Linked DNA regions of Homo sapiens: all the other regions are linked to region 2. A link is a loop called in an ENCODE intact Hi-C map of the cell type or tissue named here. Cell type or tissue: B cell. All regions are shown on one strand.

The links. A loop is a pair of places that touch in the nucleus more often than their neighbours do. Peaks named below come from ENCODE experiments on the same cell type or tissue, not always from the same donor. Only the 100,000 strongest peaks of a DNase experiment are listed, where the experiment ranks them.
Region 1: it touches region 2 in a loop (8-fold over the local background); 37 of 110 quality-filtered maps call a loop at or near these places.
Region 3: a loop joins it to region 2, with 10 times the contacts of the local background. A loop is called at or near these places in 29 of 110 quality-filtered maps.

What each region holds. Positions count from the first base shown.
Region 1 is chr10:22,985,828-22,993,827 of GRCh38, reverse strand. The region is part of intron 10 of ARMC3 (armadillo repeat containing 3); the gene reads right to left. Among named protein-coding and RNA genes, the nearest start is that of ARMC3, 62 kb to the right of the region's middle. In B cell, CTCF peaks have their summits at 4,553, 4,755 (motif pointing right), 6,290 and 6,497 (motif pointing right); DNase peaks (open chromatin) are centred at 4,767 and 6,477.
Region 2 is chr10:22,432,654-22,440,653 of GRCh38, reverse strand. It overlaps LINC03027 (long intergenic non-protein coding RNA 3027), which reads left to right and starts at 2,725. Exons shown (of 1, transcript NR_036533.1): 1 at 2,725-5,229. It overlaps LOC105376449 (a long non-coding RNA gene), which reads right to left and starts at 3,579. Exons shown (of 4, transcript XR_001747392.2): 1 at 3,503-3,579. RefSeq lists enhancers at 2,310-2,810, 2,818-2,977, 2,811-3,311, 3,278-3,327 and a silencer at 3,798-3,977. In B cell, a CTCF peak has its summit at 3,765; DNase peaks (open chromatin) are centred at 3,623 and 4,883; H3K4me3 peaks cover 2,365 bases; H3K27ac peaks cover 3,496 bases.
Region 3 is chr10:22,224,641-22,232,640 of GRCh38, reverse strand. It overlaps TRN-GTT2-3 (tRNA-Asn (anticodon GTT) 2-3), which reads left to right and starts at 3,059; the gene lies at 3,059-3,132. It also overlaps the pseudogene PSME2P6. RefSeq lists a silencer at 3,358-3,607. In B cell, no CTCF peak of the experiment used is centred here; DNase peaks (open chromatin) are centred at 2,020 and 3,220; H3K4me3 peaks cover 2,715 bases; H3K27ac peaks cover 1,933 bases.

The DNA.
Region 1 (8,000 bases), 550 kb before region 2:
TCCCTTTGTCCCAAACACCCTTCCCTATCCCTCTGGCACTTGTGGCTGGAGAACACTAGCTCATTCTTCACTCTCTGCTTACCTGTCCCTTCCTCTGCAAAGTCATCTGTGACCATCACGGCCCTCCTTGTTAATCACTCCCTCTGCTGTGCTATGTCTGTACCTGGTACTTACCTCTTAGAGGTAATATTTGAGTCTTATTTATATTTCCGGTGCTGAGAAGATCAATGTATTTTAATTGACTCGAATCAACTCAAGGTGAGTGAGCAGAAATTCGCTGCAGGTATCAAGAAGAAGGGAGGGGGAAAGTGCTTAGCTCAGCTTTAAGTTTGCAAGAAGGGATAGGATCCAGCAACACTGCGATTTCCAGTTTTATCACTTACAGCTGCTCTTGAAATTGGTTCATTTCCTCCCTGCCCTCATGCTTCTCCAATTATACAGTGAGGTAATTTTTAGATGGTATTCAAGAAATAAAATTTTACACTTTAGACAACTTCTTGGGAATATATTCTTCTCTTTTATCAAGGGATGTCTCTATTTTGTCTTTGCAGACATTGTTGACTCTGTTTATTTTAGTGTGCACCAGTTGACACCATTTGGTACCTTTCAGAGTTGAATCCTTGCTTCAATTTGAGGTTCACATTCAACCCAACTGCAAAGTCTAGTAACATGAATCAAGGGTGACCTTGGGCAGAACAGAAATCTGTTTAACAGAGCCCACATACAGGGTAATATGTGGAACCCGATGGAACAGATGGTGATATTGGCAATAAGAACCTTGTTTGTTAACAGTGATTACAACCATTCCCACCAGCATGACTTTTCATGTCTCCGTGAGTTTTGTCACACCAAGGAAGACATATTGGCGGCAGACACTCTGCAAGTGGTCAGGGGCGGTGTGTACGCAGCAGCAACTCAGAGCTGGCATTTTTAAGCCTTGCCGGCTGCAGGAAGTCTGAACAGGTGGAACACTGGCCGTTATGATAAACAGGTCTCCTGGTTATCACAGCCAGATTTGGAATGCTGTAAACAGAATTCCTGACTCTTGTTCCAGCCAGTTTCTCAACAAAGGTAATGATCCAAGAAGTGGAGTGTGTTTGCTAAATTGGTCAATTTCTGAGTCCAGAACAAGGATCATCCCGCCACAGCCCCACAGCTACAGGACGCTAGTATATGTGCCCCTAAACTCTGGCTGAACTCCAGGTTGACAAAACTAGCCAAGAGAATGTTCTTCTTTTAAAGAAATATTATTTAAGAAGTTTTTCACAATTAAGGGAGACAACCAATTAATTGTAGGCTTATGCTTAAAATGAAGGTTTTAAAATTAACATAATTAAAGTAAAGCCTAGCCACAGGGAAAAAAATGTGTTTGCATCTATAGCAAAATAAGAAAAATGCCCCCCGCAAAATGCTAGGAAATATGTGAAACCGAATTGATTACATCATATTGATGCACCTTAGCAGGTTTCATTTTGAGACTTTCAGAATTCTCTTTGATGTTGCAGCCGCGGTGACATTATGCTCTCTCAAAGAGAACAGCATGACTGCAAAGAGAATAGTGAGTGCTACCCCAGCACTTCCACAAAGAGCATGCATGTTTTTGCTACCGATTTTGAGGCAGTCAATCAAAGTCTGGGGAAATCAAATGTAATTTCCTCCCAAGTGACACAGAGCCTTTATTGACCTATCTGTTCAATCACAATACTTCACTTCCATACATGCTACCTTGTTTCAAATGCTAGAATGCCCTACTCATAATTAACTACCTGCCATCAGCAAAAAACAACTCTCTTTTGCATGGCTGACTTGTCTCCTAATAAAATAGAAATGATGGTCAAGGAGTTAGGATATTCATAATAAATGACTTTTGCAGCTACCAAATGTTTCTGTTTAGCCTGGAAATCAGCGTATTTACATATCTGTCAATGACAAGGGATACAATCCCAAAGTAATTAGAGATACCATGTTGTTGATTTTCTTAACTAAATAATAAGGATGCTGAATGCTCTAGTGCCACAGCAAACAAAAAAAAATCCCTGCGCTTGCCAGGACTGGTTTATTCTCAGCAGCTCAGATGTCACTTTTTCAGAGAGCCCTTCCTTAACAAGCCCTGTATCATTCTCTAGGCCCCTTCCTAACCCCGGGGCCATGGCCCTCTTTCCACATTGTGCTGTTTGAAGTTTACCTATACTGTAACAATTCTGCAATTACCATTTTAAAATTACTTGTGTACTGCTGGCCTCCCTGACTGAAATGTAGGCCTGATGTGTTCCTTTCCTGTGGTACCCCAAGAGCCTAGCACAGTGCCCAGCAGGTAAAGGATACCCAGATAATGGTAGAATCATTACCAAAAAAAAAACCTAAAACAAAACAAAAAAGAAAAAACAAAAAAAAACCTACAGTCAAGGTGGTAAGTTCCCTGTATTTTGGGGTGAAATGATAACAGCTGTACCGACGGATCACATCCGGCCCCCAGTGGAAGAAGCTGGATTCCAGACTCCCTGTGATACTGGCTAGGGGGTAATCTCTTACATGCACAAAATACAGTAGATTATATAGATTCATTTTTACTTGTTTGTTTCATAGTCAAAAAAGACAGGATGCAGAGAGACTAAAACTTGCTCAAAGGTAAGTTAATCAACAGAGACCGGAAAAACAAACACATGGTTTTCTGACCTTTAATTTATTAGTTTTTACATTTTTCAACCTCTTAAGCTTTAAAAAGTATAGTATTTTCAGGAAAACAAAAACCAAAAGAATTTACTTGCTTTAGGACATCATTCCTTAGGGAATGGAAAATGAGAAGGAGGAGGAGGCAGAGGAAGCAGAGAGGAGGAGGCAGAGGAAGCAGAGAGGGGGAGAAGGGAGACTAGGGAAAGGAACCCGGGGAAAAAGGTGGAGGGAGGGTCAGAAGCAAAGAGAAAGGGAAAGGAAGGGATGAAAGATGATTTCAAGGTGCCTACTGGAGTGAGTACAAGGAGTGCTGGAGGAATTCAAAGAGATCATGAATTTCAGCACAAGGGAAATTTCTGGTGGGGAAAATGTGGAGAAGTTAAGGGTCCTGGAGGCACTGATGAGGAAAGAATGAGAGAAAAGTTGCCGGGGTGGAGAGTAAGAGGTTCAGCTCCTACCAGCTCCCTGGGGACCTACAGAACAGACCACCTCTGTGACTGTGAGTAAGCACCGGGCCTTGGTTTCCTCATCTGCAAAATGGGCATGACAATAATATTCCTTCCCCCATAGGACTGCTCTGGGATTTAATGATATATTCCACTCAAGGACTTAGCTTAATACCTGGCCGATAACTGCTAGCTTTCAACAACATCATCATCCTCTTAACATTCAGTGAGCCACAAGGGTAGAGAGTTTCAGATCATGGAAACGTAAGATCATATTGTAAAACTTGTGTGTGTGCATGAAAATTTCATTTTCAGACAATTTTTAGCTAAACAGCAAAATCTCCTACACCTGCAGAGCTAGAGCTGGGGCAGTTTCCTCAGAAATCCTACTCAAGCCTTTCACTCAAGTGTAATCAATGAGTGGTAAGGACCATTTCCAGTGTGAAGAAAAATCAAGAGAAATGATTAACATAAAAAGTCAAGGGTTGGTAAAAATAACCTTATATAGGTTTAAGTATGCTTCAAATTGGAAGTGGGGGGGGGAAATCACACAATATAAAGATTTCCTCTGAAAATCAGTAATGTTGGAAATTAAACCTGAAAGAGAGTACTAGCAACTTTAAAACGAGGTTATGCAAATATCAGTCTCTGCACTGTAGGTAATAAAAGTAGCATGGATAATTTTCTAATTGAACATTTTATGGGATTCACTTGGCCTCACAAAATCAGTAGCTAATCAAATTCAAACTGTTAGTCAAGGTCAGGTGGGCATCCACTGACATGAAATGGGGATAGGGAATCCACTTGTTCTATTGCAAAATTCAGCTTTTCATTCTCTGTTTTCCAAATTCAGTATGATTTTTCCAATCCAGTATAACCAATGTTTAGAATAAGATTCCATCAGACAGGGAGGAATCTAGGCTCTAAGGGGCAGAAAGAAAAGCATCCACTCAGTAAACTTGGACAGAAATAATGCAAGAATAATTCTCAGGTTTACCATGAGGACTTTTCCCATTTATTTTATCTATTAATTCCAGAGGACTTTTAAGGCATTAATTAACATGTTAAATACATTCTTCCAGAGCTCATCCTTAATACAAAACAAAACCTCCTAAAAACTTATGAAATTAGCTATCTTGCAAGATACTCATCTTGTGAGTATTCTAATTCAAAGGATCTAGAATTTTACAACAAAGTGATATAAATAAGAATGTAAAACAAAATCTATTATACAAAGTCAAGAGCAAAAAATCGACTCTAGAGAAACCATAATAGCAATGAGATTTCTTAGATTATGTTGTTCAAGAGTATTACATTTATCCTATCTGGTTATATAGCACAGAAGATGTCCAGCTACCGGTACAATGAATGCGTCAAAACATTTGTAAATGACTACACCTTAATAGGGGACAAAGTCAAACACAAGCATCTGTTAAACACACGTTTAGCAGTAGAATATTATCTCTAAAAGCAGCATGTTGAAATGATTTTCAGATCGGAATCTTTTAAAAATGTTTTGGAAATATTATCTTAGATACACTGGAGAGTGTTCCAAATTAAATTAACGTACGTTTCATTAAACTACAGAACCATCCTTCCATTACCTTTTTTGCCCCTCCCCCAACGTCCTCCTAATCGGCCACTAGGGGTCAGTATGAAGACGCAGTTCCTTGCATTGTTAGAAAATGGAACTCTCCGAAAATGAAAAACCCTATGCAACAAAGACAATAGCTGTACAACCTTAGCAATATTAAATGCAACCTATACATCAAGTCTACAACACGAACTTGCATTTTTCATGGGACTACGTTTTAATTTTGTAAATCACTGTGGATTATCTCTATGGTCAATGCTTCTTTAGTAAAAAGTATTCTCAATGACAGGATTACTTATGTAAGTGGGTCTGTGTAACTGGCCAAGAAGTGTGTTCTAAGAATAGGGTGTTAACATTTATTTTTCAAAGGGTGATGGGACACATGTCTAGCCATTTCATCTCTTCCTGTACAGGGATGGAGAAGGAAAAGTGGAACTTGTGGTTTGTATTTTGCTAACTTTAAGAGATTTTTCCCCCCTTCAAAATGACCATCATCATTCACTGCACTCAGCCTTCATTCCACTATGAAATATAGGCAATTCTAAGGAGAAACCATTAGCCTAAAATCAATAGAATAAAAGAAATGGTAACAATAAATACACAATACATTATCTTCCCACCAACTTTACTGAATGGGAGAGAAATTTTTCAAAAGGTTTGAAAAGTGCTTTCTATTTCTGCTGGAGAAACTTAACATTCCAGGAAATCATTAAGATCATGCCCCTCCCTGACAATACTGAAATGATTGATAAAGGACTTTGGTCACTGTGAGTAAATGCAGCACTGATTTTTGTTGAAGCACTAGATGAAGTATTGACTTTTCTTGAAACACTGTGTGAAGTTCTGTATGTGGCATACGTTCTAAAGTTTTCTCTACAAATTGCATGGCATTCTCAGGCATGATACTCCATGAATAATTCTAATAAGTATTAAAATTAGTCAATGCTTTATTTCTATATTAGCGAAAAGAATGTTTAATACTGATAATACAAAATGACAAGTTATCCATATATAACGAGGACATTCTAAGCTTCCCAAAGCACTCAAATGCACATCCATATAATTTGGGGGCATTCTATCTGTTTGTGGAGTCCCTTTGGAGTGTACTGCTTACAATTTCATCATTCCCTTGTGCGGTCCTGACCATAGGGAACACAACAGCAAGACAGTTTCTGGGGAAGAGCTTTTTGTCTCTGGTATTGTAGAAGCTGGCAATGGGCCAGTAATCAATCAATTAATTTTTCAGTCACCACTATATGTGCTAACATTTAGAACTTTCTTGGGTCACTGCTGTCATGGAAAGTCAAAAGGGGTACAAAAAATAAAAAATAAAAAGCAAAGAAATGGTAATAAAAGGGTCTCTAAGATTTAGGTAAATCACTCAGTTCTTCATGGGGATGACATGGAATAATTATGAAGAATCAGAGTTAGTGTGATCTATGTGTAAACAAGGGACTTATGATCATGCATTTACTGTAACAAAACTTCAGTTCTCACTTCTCTATAGTTATTAAAATAATTGTAGTTATTACTGTGTATATTTTTATTTTGTTCATTGCATTTTATTTCCTAAGATAATTGCATCTTTTGAAAACTGTCTAGCCAACATTTATACTAATCTTTATTAGTTCTGAACATTTATTCTAATCTTTTCATAGTTTACCAGTGGCCAAATTTAGTTAGCATTGCCAAAGGGAAGTGAAAAACACTGAACCCTTTTTCTTCTTGGAACAACTTAAACTCTAATTCTGATCAGATCCAACAGATGGCAGTGATGTTATAAAGTAATAGTTTAAAACATTCTTTTAATGTGTAGGGTCTGCTCCTCAGAGAATAAGTCTCTCAGTACTTGCATAAATAATATGGAACTTTGATATGATTAATTGGATAGAAGCATACAGGATAAATGTAACATGAAATTTAGCTGAAAACAATATTTCCTATGTCAAAAATAAACGGTTTTCTCGTTTTCAAAAGGCATTACAAATTGTTAACTGTAAAAGAGATTAGCAGTATACCAAGAAAAGATATGTGTCCAAACAACTACATTTTTCTATAAAATTCATTATTGCTTCTTGGTTTCCATTTTTATTTGTTCCTTTCTACAGGCATTGTTTTAGCCTTCACACCTTTTATTTATTCACTTAAAAATAGTTTTACTTTGCTTTCTCCTTCTTTCACTGCTAATAAGTGAATCTGGCTGTTCTTGTCCCCTTTTACTATGCCTTTATAAAAATAGTTATTTTTATTCTTATTCATTGCCTTTTCATATTTGTACCCACTTTAAGTTATCTTTATTCTGTAGATAATAATTAGAAGTATCAATAGGAGGCTCTTATAGGGAAGCCTCCACTGTTGCTTCTGTTTTCCAAGTTATATAAAAACAAAGAAAACAACACTGATGATTGCTTTCTGTTTTAAGTAATGGCCATTATTGATTGTTTGACAACAGACTTTGTTTGTCAAATAGACTTTGTTTTCATCACTTTTCTTTTACTTTTGGGTTTTTTGTTTTGTTTTGTTTTGTTTTGGGTTTGTTTTTTTTTTTTTTGTTTTTTTTTTTGAGATGGAGTCTCACTCTGTTGCCCAAGCTGGAGTGAAGTGGCGCGATCTTGGCTCACTGCAACCTCTGCCTACAGGGTTCAAGCAATTCTCATGCCTCAGCCTCCCATGTAGCTGGGATTACAGATATGCACCACCATTCCTGGCTAATTTTTGTATTTTTAGTAGAGATGGGGTTTTGCCATGTTGGCCATGCTGGTCTCGAACCCCTGACCTCAAGTAATCCACCCGCCTTGGCCTCCCAAAGTGCTGGGATTACAGATGTGAACCACCTTTGCCCGGCCATTTTTTGGTTGTATTTTTGATGTAAGCCTATTTTCCTTCGAATGCCTACTATGGGATGGACAGTGTTCTAGATGCTTGGGATGCATCAGTGAATTAAATAGATGAAGGCTGCTCCCTTCATGGATGCTAGTGGTTGGTGTGTGGCGCGGGGGGGGGGCGTGCAGTGCAGGGGTGTGGGGGTGCAGAAAATAAATGATGATAAGTGTACCAGGTGAGTTACATGCTATGTTAGAAAATGATAAGGGTATGTGAAAAGGGCAGCAGGGAAGGAGCGTTGAAAATATGCATGTGTGGAGTGCAATCTTAAGCCGTGTGGTAATGCTAAGTAGCTTCGCCAAGGTGACATTGTAACAGAGATGTAAACGGGGTGAGGGAGAGAACCACAGCCTGCATGGGAAGAGGTTTTCCAGGCAAGAGGGTGTCACTACAATGACCTAAGG
Region 2 (8,000 bases):
CTGTGAACTTGTTTGAAATGCTAATATGGGGGCTCTACCCCAAATCTACTGAATCATTAACTCAGCGGGTAGGGTCTAGCAATCTGTGTTTTAACAAGCCTTTCAGGTGATTCTGAAACACTTAAGTTTGACAATTACTGCCGAGGACAGATACTTGGGCTGCCTGTTGCAGTTTATCAAACTGGCTGTTCATTAGAATCTCCTGGGAAGCCTTATAAAATTATCAGTGCTGGGACTCCAATGCCGTAGATTCTAATTTATTTGGTCAGGGGTAGGCCAGGAAACCAGTATTTTTAAAGTCTCCTAAGTGATTCTAGTATGTCTACCAGCATTGAGTATCACTAGCATTTTAGGTAATCTGGCTTTGACTCCTAGGCTTGAGCAACTTGGGGGACAGAAGGGAGGAGCTCAGCATGCTTCCTCGGTTTAGGATGAAGAGGATAGGCAGGGAAGTAAGGATAGTTCAGAAGAATGTTTAAACAAGTCTGAAATAAGATACATTTAAATGTGAAATGTGGAAGGGGAAGAATTATAATTAAGCCATAGTCTTCAGGGAACATTTGAGGCAGTGAGCATTTTAGGCTGAGTAACAGGAAATAAGTTTAGAGAAAACCGGTGAAAGAGAGTCAGAGATAATACAACTGAGATAAATTAGGCTTGAATATTCCTTATGGGGCTGTGCTGTGCACTACAATCCCATAAGCTAACATTATTTACTCTTAAAAAAAATCCTGGGAAAGAACACCTCTATTTTTTAAAAAAATATGTTTAATTTTGCTATTCTCCACATTATTTTTTGTTGTATATTACTATAAAATTGGTTATGGTCAACCAAAGTCTTGTGAAGGAAACAGTCTCATGGAAGAGTGAAAGCTGATTTGATTATAATAGCTAATAGTAGGATTTGTGAAGTAATTTTCACTTACACAACACTCAACTGAAGAAAACCAGCAAGATCATTTTTAGGCTTTTTAAATATTACAGGCATAAAAAATAAACTTTTAGAAATGGATTCATTCTGGTTAAAAGTTTTTTTTAAAAGGATCTGACTTTTAAATTGTATTTCATCATATATTTTTGACATGTTCATATCTCAGATGAGTTGAGGGACTGAAGAAATGAGTTTTTAAAAAATTGGTGAATAAAGGGAACCAACTAGCAAAGAAGGTGGTTGTGGCAAATGTAAAAATAAGAAGAAAGATGTAGTGAAAGGATGAAAGGGCCCTGGGAGTGGAATAATATGAAAGAGGGGACTTTTGTGTTTTGTTCACTGCTGTATCTACAGCATCTAGAACAATGCCTGGCACATGAAAAATGCTCAACAAATACAGTGTACTTGTTGAATAAATGACCTCCAAGGATACCTCCAGTTTTGTGTACCAGGATGCGATAATTACTGGGTGATTGAGGAATACACTAAATTTTTAACTTTTTTATTTAGAGCTTTCCAGCAGTACTGACACAGGTGTTATAAACTTTCCCTGCCAAGATGTGGCCTTTTCCTAACGAAAAGTTCCAAAGGAATGGAGATTGAGACTGGAGTAGTTTCTTAGAGGAGGTGGCTACTCCGATCCTCTTCACTCCAAAATAAAGTGTACTCCCGCTCACTTCCCTCAAAACAAATCCACCACTTATAAATGTGCAACCTGTGGGGCCATTTTTGAAACGTGTAATAAATAGGAGGATGTGGCCAATTTTCAGCTGAAACACTCCCCAGATATGCCTCCAAGCACTGTGTACACCACCATCTTGTAGGTGTTCTGAATGTCCCCAAGCCCCATGTTTTGCTCACGAGGCATGCCACCCTAACTCCCTGCTGCTGGAAATGAGAATATGTCTGAGGGTAACAGATGAACAGTAATAAATGGCTTCCATTTTCTTCATACATTTTTGATGGGCTGACCTCAGAGAACCAATCCCTCTAATGAAGTGGAAGGCATCCTAGAAGTGAGAGCTCACTTGTTTCACTTTCTTATTTGGAAAATGGAATGCTGGCGTGACCCCTTCTTAGCTATTCCTAATGTATTACTGCTCCAAAACACAAAGAGCAGGTTCAGAGATAACTTCTCCTTGCATCATTCGCCTTTTGGTTTTATGTTTGTCTCACAATAACTTTAGATAATGTGCCCTGTTTCTTTTTTTTCCACTGATTCAGCAAGTATTTACAAAGCCCCCAGAACACTGCTAGGTACCCTGCTAGGCTCCAGGGAACAAAAAATTCCCTGCTCTCCAAAAGGAGATAAAAATCAAGTGGGCAGAGAAGCCAATAAACGTGTAAAATGCGTTATCATACCAGGAGGTTATAAATGCTACAAAGAGAAATAAAACAGGAGTATGGGAGATGGGCAGTAACAAAAAGCTCTAAATCCAAACTTTACTACGCTGCTGTCAAAAAAAAAAAATATTCTATGCTCCCCCCAACCCTGTTTTGTTTTTTGTTTTGTTTTGTTTTGCCCTTGCAGCTTGCCAGCTCTAACAATAGCTGCCTTTTAAATAGTAGTCACTCTGAGGGATGAGAAATTACCTAATGGGTCCAAAGGACACTATTTGGGTGGGGGCAGCACTGAAAGCCCAGACTTCACCACTCTGCAATACCTGGAAGCAACAAAGCTGCACTTCTACCTCCTGAATCTAAAAACAAAACTAAAATAAACAATAGATTCTTCACTGCTGACTCCAAGCCCCTTTCTTAGGTTCGGTTTCCTCCCGCTTCTCTGACCAGGCGCTTCCATGGGCTCTGCATAAAAATTCGAAGATGATGGGATCCCCAAATCAGCTAGCAGCCCCACAGCCCTCCCGCCTTCCTCCCCTCTCTCCACGCCTCCCCCAGGCCGGCGATGCCGTCAGGGCCCGTGTCTGAGGCGTCCGGTGGATTCAGCAGAACAAACATCATAAAAAGATTATTTGCGAGAGGAGAAGACGATGCTGTGAGAACTTGGTCCCAGAGACCGTCTCAGAGCAGCAGAAAAACCGCAGGAAACCTAAGGAGCACGACCCTGACGGCGACGGAGGGGGTGCGCGCGGACAGCACTGTCACCTCCCGCCGACGCCAGGGCTCAAATCGGAACGAAGACTGGGCGGCCACAAATGCCGGCTTCTCCTTTCTTTCGCTGAGGCGGAGAAATCGCCCAGCGGTGCCCGGCGCGCCTCCCGCGGAAAGCGGGCGGTGACCATTCCGACAGGCCGTCCGCAGCGCTCCCTTTCCGCAGACAAAGCTGCCTCGAAAGGCGCTCCGCGGCTCCCGAGTCACCACGTTCCATTCGGCAGAAGAAAGCGAAAGCGGCCGCTCCCTGTCAGGCAGCCAGACAATAGCGGCGGGCAGGCCGCTCCACGCCAGCATCTTTGTTTCCCTCGCGCCGGGAAACGAAGTCTCCGGATACCACAGAAACCAGAAGCCGATACCACAGAAACCAGAGGCCGCTCTTCCCGCTCGGACGTTTACAGCGGGCGGGAGCGTGGCGGCCACCTCCGTCTTGGGGAAGCGGCAGGTTGAGCCCCGCACCTTGCTGTGCCCTCTAGAGCGAGCGGAGGAAGCAGGCGAAAAGCTGCTGCGAGATGTTGCGGCCTTGCAGACGTCTCAGCTCCTCCCGGCACGGCGGCCTGGTAAGGCGGGAAGTAGCGCCGGCCCCGCGCGGAAGGAAACGTGCAGCGCGATGCGGCTTAGCGCGGCTTTATAGAGCCGAGGCTTTATAGAGCCGCGCCCCGGCGACCCCTGCGGTGACTGCTGTCGGTCCGCGTTGTGTGTGTTCTCTGTTTCGGCCTCCGCTGCCCGCTGCGGCCTTGCCCCTGCGCCTCGGAGTAGCCGCCGCGGGCCTGTCTGCTGGAGCAAGGAGACCCGGAGGCCGTCCCAGGGGCGAGGGGGTAGCGGCCCCGGCCTCTTGGGCCCTCGGCCTCGCGCCCACCGAGCCCTCTGCCCGGGTTTGGTTGGGTGTGGAGCTTGCGACGCGCCCACTTCCTGGGCTGTGCTTCTGCCCGAGCTGATGCCTCGCCGCGACGCCAGGCCCTATCTTGACAGCGGGTGCCAGCAGGTCCAGGCCTACTGACGGGCGGAAGTCGGCCCGGTGCCCCCTCACACGCCCACACGCCGGGCGTGCCTCAGTTTCCTCTATTGTGACAGAATAGAGATGAGACGATGCAGGTTAAAATTACCTACCGGCGCATAATGAGTTCTCCAGCATCTAGCTAGTTCTACCATAGGATTAATACCCAAAACCACGTGGGTGGAGCTGAAAAACACGATGCTGTGGGGGGAAGAACCCAAAAAGCCATAGTCGGTCTGATGTCCATTTATAGGACATTCTAGAAGAAGCAACAGTGGCGATGCAAAGCAGTTGCCTGGGAAAGGAGTGGAACAGGACAGAATGGAATGCACAGGAGCGGGGGAACTTTGGGGCAGTGGTGGGACAATTTCATATCTTAATAGGAGCGGCGGCAACATGACGTATACAGTCGCCCCAAATCATCAAACTGTAGTTTCTAAATGGGTACGGTTTATTAACATTCAAATTATAAGAAAAGTCATTTCCTCAAAAGTTTCGGGGTTGGGGGAAGAGTTAAAGAAGGTCGTGGCTAGGTGGTTGTTGAGGAATAAGGGAGAAAATCACAGTTTACAAAATCTGAGAGCTGAATCCGTGCTGTTTCTCGATTGAGAAGCAGTGGACATCAGCAGTAGGAATGGCTCAGGTCCAAGAAGGCTATGCCCTACCAGACCCGGTTGATGTGCTTCCCCGGATTTACTCTGTCCCACCGTCCACCTCCACCCCGGCCTGCACCTCTCGCTTAGGGTAGAGGCCTGGCCTCCAGTGCCATCTCCCGACAGCCTCCCCCAGGTGAAGGTCATGCTTCAGCACTGCCTCCCTGACAGAGGCTCTGATGATGGGATGCTCTGACTCAGACTCAGGTGAGAAATTTGAAGGAACAGAATGCTCTTGCCTAGCAGTTGCCGGGAGGGGTCAGGTGCTGCCCCCAGAGAAGTGGGAGAGTTAGAGGTCCGTGAGGCATACTTTCCCCAAAGGGGGCAGAAAGCATGAAGTGGTCAGCATAGAAACTCGTCTCCCTGCCATCCACACAGTCCCAAGGCATGCTGGTTCTACATGGCTTGTCTGGAAGCTGTCCTTGAATGTAAAGTTGTTTTCAGCTCAATAATGTATTTGCCTGCCTTCGCCTTTCCTTTCACCCTTACCACCTTGGAATTGTACCGCCTAATAAAATCTTCGCACTTAAACTTGGCCTCAGGCTCTGTTCATGTGAATCAATTTAGCAGCCTTTGGGCTTTAGATCTGTGCTTTTCTGAAAATTTGGCAACCACAACACAAAATTAGGATTTTTGTTTCCTCTGGGCTCTGGTTTACTGTCCCATTAAAGTGCTTCTGTAAAAGGCAACCCAATTGAGACCAATGCTGAATATATAAATTTTTATAGGTATGCCCCTGTTTGAAGTTGCTAGAGACAGTAAAAGTTTGGGCTTCCATTTATTGGTTCCTAGTGGTGTTTATTCTCAAGAGTAAATTCCTAGAGCATTAGCACTTAAATGCTTTAAAAATTTGGAAACTTAAACCTGAGATGCATGCAAATGCAAAACAAAATGCTTTCAAATAATGATCATAAAGCTGTTAGTCTGGGGAGGTCTACTTATGTTTTTGGTCATGTTCTAGCTTTCCTAAAGACATCAGGGGAGGATATGTTAAAGCCTTTTTAAGTGATTTCTGGTTCATAGTGCTTTGCAAAACAATTTTTCTTGACATTATTTTCTATATTAAATACTTCAGTAAGTGTTTTTAATGATAATGGCCACTGGCTTTGTGGCCTACTGTTTATTGCAATTTTGTCGGGCCTTATTCTAGGCTTCCCTTTCACCTGGGCTTCCCAACTATCTGTAACTTGATCAACAGTAATTTGGGATGGGAATGGCCAGGGTCATATGTTAAATAGGGCAGTTCCACTTTTCTGACCACAAAATCCTCCCCTTCCTGACCACTTAAAAACTGTTACATAATCTACAAACACATGGCTCTAATAAGTTCTACTACATACCTTGCCAAAGGTCACACCTGCAATCTACCTTTCTATTGGCACAATACATTTTATTAGAGAATATTTTTATCGCTTATAATTGTGGCCTATCAGAGCACTTAATTATTTTTAATAACACATTCTGCCTTCATCCACATCATCATAGTGAATTGGTTTTTGCAAGGAAAACTTGGTCATCCTAGCATGTGAACAGTTTTTAATCTTTTTTTGAAAAATGTTTCATCTGAGATTAATTTCTGTTGGGAGCAAAAATGAAGCCAGGCTGTACACATGATGTGTTTAAATACATTTTCACAAAAAGAAAAATATTAAGAATATCTTGGGTCATAGACATGCAGTATCAGAAGGCATCCCAATAAACAAAAGTGAGAGCTCCTCTTTAATTCCTAGCACTTGATTATTTCTAAATATATAAGGGCAGATAATGTTCAGCAAACGTGCAGGTTTTACAAATTGGCTCCTTCAGAGTAGGTCATAAGCTTGCTGCAATTGTGTTCCCATTACTCAAACATTTTTAGAATTCTTTAGAAATTTGCCACAAGAGTCTGAGTCACATTCTTTTAAATGACATCATCAGTGATAGCAAATCTTCCTCCTCGGAGAGCAGATTTTTAGAAATACTCAAGTCATTTGAAACCACACTGAGTTTAGTAACATCATTTGGCAGGGAAAAATTGAACTAGAAAGAGTAAAAATAAGTGAACTGATTAATGGTTTTTTAAAAATTAAACTCCAAGAAATGGAGGATTAGGGAAACTTTGGAGCAGAAATTAATGATTAGAAACAATGTTTTTGATCAACTCCAAAGGTAATTCTTTGGAAAAAGATCAAGAAAATGGAGAAATCGCTGATGAATCTATTTAAAAAAAAAAAAAAGAAAAGAAAATATAAAGGAGAAAGGAGATATAACAGATATGGATACTTTTTTTTTTTTTTTGAGACAATCTTGCTCTGTTGCCCAGGCTGGAGTGCAGTGGTGCAATCTCAGCTCACTACAAGCTCCACCTCCCAGGTTCACGCCATTCTCCTGCCTCAGCCTCCCAAGTAGCTGGGACTATAGGCGCCCGCCACCACACCCGGCTAATTTTTTGTATTTTTTAGTAGAGGCGGGGTTTCACTGCGTTAGCCAGGATGATCCTGATCTTCTGACCTCCTGATCTGCCATGGAGACTTTTTATAAATTATATGAGACTGCTATGTGAAATTAGCTATGTGCTAAACATTTTTTTCTGGAAAACCATAAATCACCCAAATTGAATCTAGGAGTAGAAAAACTAAGTAGATCAAAGCTAGGGGAGAAATTTTAAAACGCCTAAAGACCAAGAGAGGCTTTAGGCAAATTCTTGCAAATTTTGAAAGACATAAAATCCCCTTTCTAAATGAATAAAGACACTAAAATTTAAGTTTTTTGTGAGTGAAACCACTTTTATTATAAAACCTATCAAAAATGGTATACGCCAAGCATGATGGCTCACACCTGTAATCCCAGCACTTTGGGAAACTAAGGGGGGAAGATCGCTTGAGCCCAGGAGTTCCAAGAGACCCTATCTATACAAAGAGTAAAAAATTATCTGGGCCTGGCTGGTGGTAGGCTCCTGCAGTCCTAACTACTCGGAAAGATGAAGTGGGAGGATCATATGAGCTTGATAGGTCAAGGCTGCAGTGAGCCATGATCTCATCACTGTACTCCAGCCTGGGTAACAGAGCAAGACCCCGTCTCAAAAAAAAGAAAAAGAAAGGGCACTCAAAAAATAAAAGTTCACATAAGAAACTCAATGCCAGAATTCCCCCCAAAATACCAAAAATGCCAGCAAATTAAATTCAATAAAGTCAGTCATTTTAAACAATCAGGTAGATTTTATCCTAGAAATGCCAGGATATTTCAATACCAGGAAAATAGTTTATATAAAAATACATTTAGATTATATAAGAATAAAAACCTTATTATCTCGATAAGTGATAAAAAT
Region 3 (8,000 bases), 210 kb after region 2:
GTCCTCCAGTTTTATATGAGAAGGATACTTTTGGTGAGTAGGAAACGTGGTTTTAAGCTTGAGGCTGGTTGGAAGGGTTCGATTTACTTTTACTCATAAATCAGTTGTAAAATATGATTAGCATTTGTTTTGAGAATTGGTTTCATAATTCTCCTCTTGCTCTTAGAGACATCTGTGTAGTGTTGTCTTTTAACTTATTTCCTGGTGCCACCACCTTCCACTTATTGGGATGACTTCTGTAACTCACTTGATTTAAAAAACAATTCCAAACTTTGTTTTTCTTTGTTTTGAGACGGAGTTTTTGCTCTTGTCACCCCGGCTGGAGTGCAATGGCGTGATCTTGGCTCACTGCAACCTCTACCTTCCGGGTTCAAGCGATTCTTCTGCCTCAGCCTCTCGAGTAGCTGGGATTATAGGTGCCTGCCACCACGCCTGGCTAATTTTGTATTTTTAGTAAAGACGGAGTTTCACCATGTTGGCCAGCTGGTCTTGAACTCCAGACCTCAGGTGACCTGCCCGCCTCAGCCTCCCAAAGTGCTGGGATTACAGGTGTGAGCCACCATACCCGGCTATTAAAAAAAATTTTTTTTAACTGGATTTTTCGTTTTTAACGACTCCGTCACCATACTTCTGAAATACAGAAATGAAGAAGAATTCAGGTCATGCACAATCCTGCTAATGGCAACCCTGTGAGTTGCCTATGCTGTTGGGATGAAGCTGGAAGAATATTATCTGAAAGCCTTGGATTCATGGTATCTGGAAGGTGTTAGATCAGTGTGGTCCATTGTGGCTTGCCTGTTAAGACAGGTGAATCCTATTTGCACAGATCTTCTTGCTTTTCTCTCTTCCTCTCCAAGAAGAAAATAAAATATATATGCCCATTAATCTGCACAGATGAGCCCCATTGATAGGGCATATTCTTAGGAAAAGTAAATTTGCAGTTCAGTTGTGTATAATACACAAAAAAGGGGGCAAAATGCCCAGTTCATTTTACTTTTAGCAGTTATAAAGACCCAAGTGCTAATGAAGCTATAGGACTCATTTATCTTGGGTTATCTTAAAATTAAGAAAAGATAATGTATGTTTCTAAAATTAATCCAGTGGGCTTAGTTTGGCTTTAAAAACTGAACATAAATATTATGGCCTAAGATGAGATAATCACAAAGATTTAGATGACAATGCATTCTTCTCCCTTATTTTTGTTAGTGATCATTCTGCATAAAAGATGTGCTTGATATATACCATTGGAATAAAATGTTCAGAGTCCATTCAATATTTTAAACATTTATATGCTCCTTTGAAGTAGTTTCAAGTGGAGAGGGAAAACAAGGCAGAGCTAAGTAACCGTGGAAACAGCCATTTTATGTAAAATGTTAAAAACTACAGAACCAGGCTTGAAGACAGTTTTAAAACCAATAGTGGTACTTACATAGACAATTTTTTAGCCTAGAATGAGTTAATATTCCTTTCTGAGTTAGTTTTTCTCATCGACTGTTTCTCATTATCTCTCTTGTTAGAAGTCAAATGCTAGTATGATGACTGAAGTGAGGAAAAGATATTGGAGCTGAAGAGATTTACATGAGTAGAACCGTTCCTAATATTACTTTAAACAGAAGAGTAAACATTGAATGATGGGGCAGTGAAGTACACCCGTTGCAGTCTGTTCTAACTGGATAGTCACAAAAACAACAGAGGAAAGGACACTCAGTTTGGTATTTGGAGAAGAAAAGCCAGTACCTGATAGTTTTAGCTCCCATTAACAGGTACATATAATATTACCAAGTACAAAGCAGCATCGTCTAATGAAATGAGACTTCTCATACACTCTGTAGAAGCATTTCCTAGATTGTTTTTTCAAATTCAAAAATTTCAAGTGCACTTCCAAAAGTTTGTTGAAAGTGGCGTGGTGCAGCTTGGCGTGAATTCACAGCTGTTTAACATCTCAACGCTTTCAGGGAACTCGGCTTCTAATTGGTTCCAAAGCCAATTTAAGTTGTCTTACCATGCAACGGGAACTCAAAATGCTGATTGGACCAAGACGCGTCGCTTACAACGTCTATAAATCATGATAGCGATTGTTTTTGGAGGGATTCTGTACAGAGCGGTTTAGTGACTGTTAAAAATTTAAACACGTTCACGTTCTCAAGTGGAAACTCGCAATTATTTGAGGAGAGAAGAAGGGAGAAAAAGAGCGTTTGGAACTTAGAAGTGTACCTTAAAAGGCACCAGGAAACATTCACACAAAGGGAACGATTTTCATTGAAGTATTTATAGGAATGGAGCATGTTTACCTGCAGTGTTTCTGTGCTAAAAATTTGCAGGAGTTAGTATAAATCATTCCTTTTTCTTCTTTAACTTCTCTTTCCTCAAATTGGGTTTTATTTATCCCTCGAGATGTGTGTTTTAAGTGCTATGCTTCGATGTGGGTGTGTAGGCTAATTCCAGGGACGAGGGCAGATTTAGCAATAAACTACAACGCACTGGAACTAAGAAATGTTCCTGTAGCTTTTTTTCCCTGATGTTTCTTTCCAGTAACAAAATGTTAGTGTGAAATCATTGTACTGTATTTAGTACAAAACAAATAGGGATTTCATCTATGCATTTAGTAATACCTGAATATAAAAATAAAGCAGCCAAATAAAATTCAGATGACCTTGGGAATACTACACAAGTAAATCACGAGAGATGAGCGAACGAAGCACTGGGCAAATTGTTCGAAACAAAGGGAAAGTTTCTCAGCTCACAAGATGAAAGCTTTGATTTTCTCATAAAAGAAAACTAATAAGAAATAGTTATTTTCCTGAAATACAACGTTCCAAATGGGAGTTGGCGGGGGGGAGCAACAGTATTTTAATACATTTTGCAATCTGCAATGCTGCTTGATTTTGTTGTATAATTTTGCGATATGCTTAAAAGGTGGAAAATAGAATTAAGAGGGTTGGAAACGTGAAGTAAAATATTTTGGTTCTGATAGTACCAATCAGAAAGCAGAAACAGCCACACACTGCCTTTATTATTCTTCATAAAGGCTGAGGCAGAAGGGGAAAATGACACCGAAGTCTCTGTGGCGCAATCGGTTAGCGCGTTCGGCTGTTAACCGAAAGGTTGGTGGTTCGAGCCCACCCAGGGACGCGCTCTCCTTTTATGAGCTGGTCGCGGGAAGTTTTGCAGAAATCGAGTTCAGGCCTCCGGGATAAGAAGGGGTGGATTTCCAGGGACCAAGCAAAGAAACCACCGACCCTTACACTACGCGGCCAGCCGGCGAGCCCTTCGCTTTCGGCCGGTGCAGAGCGGCCTCCTCTCCCCCGCTGTCCTCTCCCGGCTGCAGGTGAGCGCGGCCACTCCTTCCCCGGGGTCTTCACGGCGGTCTAGGCCTCGCCAGGGTGCTGGAGCGGGGACGCGCAGAGGCCGCGCGGGCCCGTTTGCCGCGCGCGCCCGCCGCTCCAGCTCTGCGCGTCCCCGGAGGCCCGCGCGTACACGGGGAAGGCGGCCCGGGCTGGTCTTGCTCGGCTTCGTGACGCGTGAAATGTAACGGGGCCACCGAAATGCATGTATTTCAACAGTGTCAAGTTCAAGCTGCAAACTGAAAACTCCTACATTTTGTTGAAGCATGGCCGCCCTTTTGTCTGTTCCCTGTCAGCGTAAACATCTCCGTTTGCGACTTAAACATTAATTGTTCCTGGTATTAATGCCTTCAGAAATAATTTTTGTGTAGTAAATCTTTCGTGTGGACAATATTGTAAGAATATATATTATATTTTACTTTTTCTACTAAAACGCTTGAATTTAGTAGAGAATAGAATAAGCCTGCAACACTTCCCATCAAGGCGGAAAAGGAGAAAACCTCTTTTACAATAGTATGACTGTTAAACCTGAAAAAAAAGAATGATGAGAAAGATTGAATGTGAAGCTGCTACCATACTTTGCTTCAACTTTCTACTTTCAACGTCCCCTACCTTTTATTTCCCCAAATGCAAAGCCCTCTCAAAATAGTTTCCTTCTATTTTATTACTTTGAGAAATAATCATAGTTTCATCATAATAATTATTGTTTTGGCTTGGACTACAGAAAATTGAAAGACAGTTTTGAAGAAAAGTGTAAGAACTAATACATCTTATTCCTGTGGATATATTGTTTTATATTCGTTATGTTTCAGCTCAGTTGACATATTAATAAAGGCTTATTTTATTGAGTGCTTTCGTGGAGAAAGGTATGTAATCTTCATAAGTCTTCCAGGTCCTATTATTGCCATTGTACAGATGAGGCAACTGAGGCACAGTGCGACTGAGTAAATAGCTGAGTAATTTGCCGGAAGTCACAGTGAGTTTGGAACCTGGGTAGTCAGGCCCAAGCCCAAGCTCCTCCCTGATGTACTGCCTTCTTGGAAGTTCCTTCCTCTAAAATACAGCTACCTAATTAGTTAATTTGAAACCAAAAGATACTTGAATTGGTTTTTATGAAGTTTCGTTAATATTTTGCTCCAAATCTTGTAAAGGGGGTAAAATAAAAACCAACACAACATTTGTGGCGTGCTAAAGGGCATTGTTAAATTATGCATTCATTGGGCTGCTCAATTTTATTCAAATGAAAGCTGTGTGTGCATAGGAAGTATTCCTGGGGAATCTGTCTTAGGGAAACAATTTGTTAGCATTTAGGTACAGAAGGCAAGATGAGAGAGAGAGGCAGGCAAAATCTGGAAGGAGACAGATTCAGGATAGATTCAGGCCATGGAGTCTAGAGACTAAGGATTCTTTGACCCCAAGCTGATGTTTGGGAATTGGCACATCCACGTAGACCCCTGTTTCAGGACACTTTTGTGAGATAGTACCAGAATTTGTACTTGACCAGGGGCCTAGGTGGCAGTTTAAAATTTGATCTTAAATTTCTAAATACATTCTATTTCACCCTATTTTGGGTATTAATATGATTTAGAGACCAGAAAATGGAGGAGAATTAAATGGGAATGGAGGTGTCACACTGAGTGCAAAACTCCCCTCTAATGTAAGCAGAAGCAGTTGCTGTGATTATGTGGACAAGTGCTTAGGCCATTTCCTTGGCTCTTGCAGGCAGGTAAGATAGGTGGGTCCCAGTGTGGGTGGCTGACACCGGTAGTCTCAGCACTTTAGGAGGCCAAGGCAGGAGGATTACTTGAGCCCAGGAGTTGGAGACCAGCCTGGGCGACAGAATGAGACAGCATCTCTACACAAAATAAAAAATTAACCCAGCATGGTGATCACTTCATTGCACTCCAGCGTGGGTGACAGAGTGAGACCCTGTCTCAAGAAAAAAAAAAAGGTAGGTGGGCAACAATTTGGAAGAATTGCACAAATATTTATGGATGCATTGGCCTTATAAAATTTCAACGTGTCATGGTTGTTGATGTTGCAATAAATGCTATTTCTGAGGAGCATCTTTTTGTCCTTAATTTCTGGGCTCTGTAATACCAGCCAAACCTAGATATATGTCAAGATCATTTAAAGCTTTAATTAAAGGCTGAATAGCATTTAAAAGGCTATGTTGTATATTTGAGTATGTAAATATGTTCCTAATGTTGCTAATAGAGTTGTATACTTAAACTGCGTATACACAATCAGAGGGAAATTCACTGAAGTAACATAATAAAAGGTGAACCAATTGCTATGATTTAAAAATAAAAACTCATTAGAGAATGTACTATTCATCTAATTCAGAAAAGGACAAAACAGATAATAGATAAAAATTAAAGATCTGTCACAAAAGTCATAGAAGTCATTCATTTAAAGTATTTTTATAATGCAAGTGTTTCTTTAGAAAATAATGGAGGCTAGGAGGAAGCCACATGGTTTAACGTGTCTCTGCTTTCGTTTCTAACACTTGTGTCTGATGTCATGCAATGCAAAGTTTAGGAAAAAAAGCCTGAAGAAACCTAACTGCTCTGTTTCTGCATGCATAATACATGATAATGAATAATGCAAATATGAACTTTTATTTCTCTGAATTTTGATGGACACAGGGCCTAAAATGTTCTTCAATTTATAGCTACAACTGAAAACAGCAATGAATTGAGGGTAGAATAAGCTATAATACATTTAACTAGAAAATAGTTAAAGAACTTGAAACATTTTAATTAAGTAAGAATGTTAATTTTATCAACTGTATTATTTCATTTTAAGTCCTTGGGGTTAATCCCTTTTGGTAATGTCAGTGTATTTTATGTTTTTAATGTTGAAACTAAGTGTTGAGCTTACAGGAATAGGGTGAGAATAAACTATGTCTATAGATCACACCAAATACTTAAATCTTAAGTTATTTTTAAAGCCTACATTTTTAAGAAAAATCTTAATATTTTAATTGTTTGAAATATGATTGAAAAGGGAACTTTTCGATTAAGCATAAATACAGAAATGTACACGAATTATTGAGTACAACTGAATACATTTTTACAAAGTTAACACATCTTTGTAAACAATTATCAACATCCCAGAACCCCCCTTTATGTTTTTTTACCAGTTACCAAAATATAAGTTTTAAACTGTAAACATACAGATTATTAGGTTAAAATGTGATTTTTTTTCTTTTTTTTTTTTTTATCCACACAACATATAGATCATTTATTTTCCTTCTAGTCCTGGGTTCAGTACATAGATGGCTTCTCTTCACCCTTTGGGTGGACAGTTTTCTCCAAGTTGCTGCTGATGATATGATAAAGCTCAGCATAGAAGGCCCTCAGGTCCAGCACCATGGCCCTGAGCTCCGCATAGGCTGCCTCATCTCGCTCATGCACCAAGACCCGGTAATCCATTACATGAGTCTCCTTGGAGGCCTTGGCCACTGCATCCCCACGTTCTGAGAAATACTTGGAAATGGTTGTCTGGAAAGCTTCCACTTTGGTCTTGATGGCATTCACCCTCTCCAACACCTTATCCTGGATTGCTACCCCAAAATCATTTCCATCTTCAATCTTGTTAAGCCAGAAGTCTGGACTCTTAAAGAGAAATGCATTCTGGTGATTACATGGATCCAACACCTGATCCCTAAAATGTGAATTTTTAACTTGTCGTCGATCAGTATTGAAAAATAAATTTAAGACTAAATCCTGTGTCTTAGTCTGCTCTGCTCAGCCTACAATAAAAAAACACCACAGACCAGGTGGGTTAAACAACAGACAAAATTTATTTCTCACAGTTTAAAGGATGAAAAGTCCGAGATCAAGGTGCCAGCAAGGTAGGTTTTATTCTGCTGACTCTTCTCTTCGACTGCGGAAAGCTGCCATCTTGCTGTGTGCTTACGTGACCCCTTTTTTGCACATGCACCTGGGAAAGGAATGTCTAGCTCTCTGATATTCTACTCATAAGGACACTAATCCAATCATGAGAGCCACAGCCTCATCACCTCATGTAACACTAATTACTTCTCCAAAGCCCCATCTCCAGCTTCTATCACATAGGGAATTAGGGCTTCAGAATATATGTTTTGGTGGGGACAGAAACATTCAGTCCTTAACACCCTATCAGAGGAATACTTACAGATGAAGATTAGAAAAAATAATAGAAATTAGAAATCAATTTTCCATGCCTACTCACTTATGACCTAGCCATCTATGATAGACTTGGTAAGAAAAAAATGTGTGGTATCAAGGCAGGAAATATGAGAAATTTGCTATTTACTTGAAGGGTTTAATTTTGCCTATAAGCAAATAAAAAGTACTCTTACCCCTTTCCATCAAAGATACAAAACAAAAACAACCTTTTAGAAATGATTATGGCATTTAAGTTAACTCAATTTTATTTTCGGAAATAAAGCGTACATTTTAAAACCAAGATGACACTTGATCATCAAAGTTGCTGTAGGAGAAGAGAACTCAATAATTTCTCAAACAATATAACCAAAAATCTTAAGAATTTTAATCTGGAGTTCTCTATTGGAGGAAAACAATGTCCTGTCATTTTGAAACTATAAAAAAAAAGAGGAAAATCTAGAGCTATATGAAAAAAGCTATATTTAAAGTTGTGGAAAGTCCA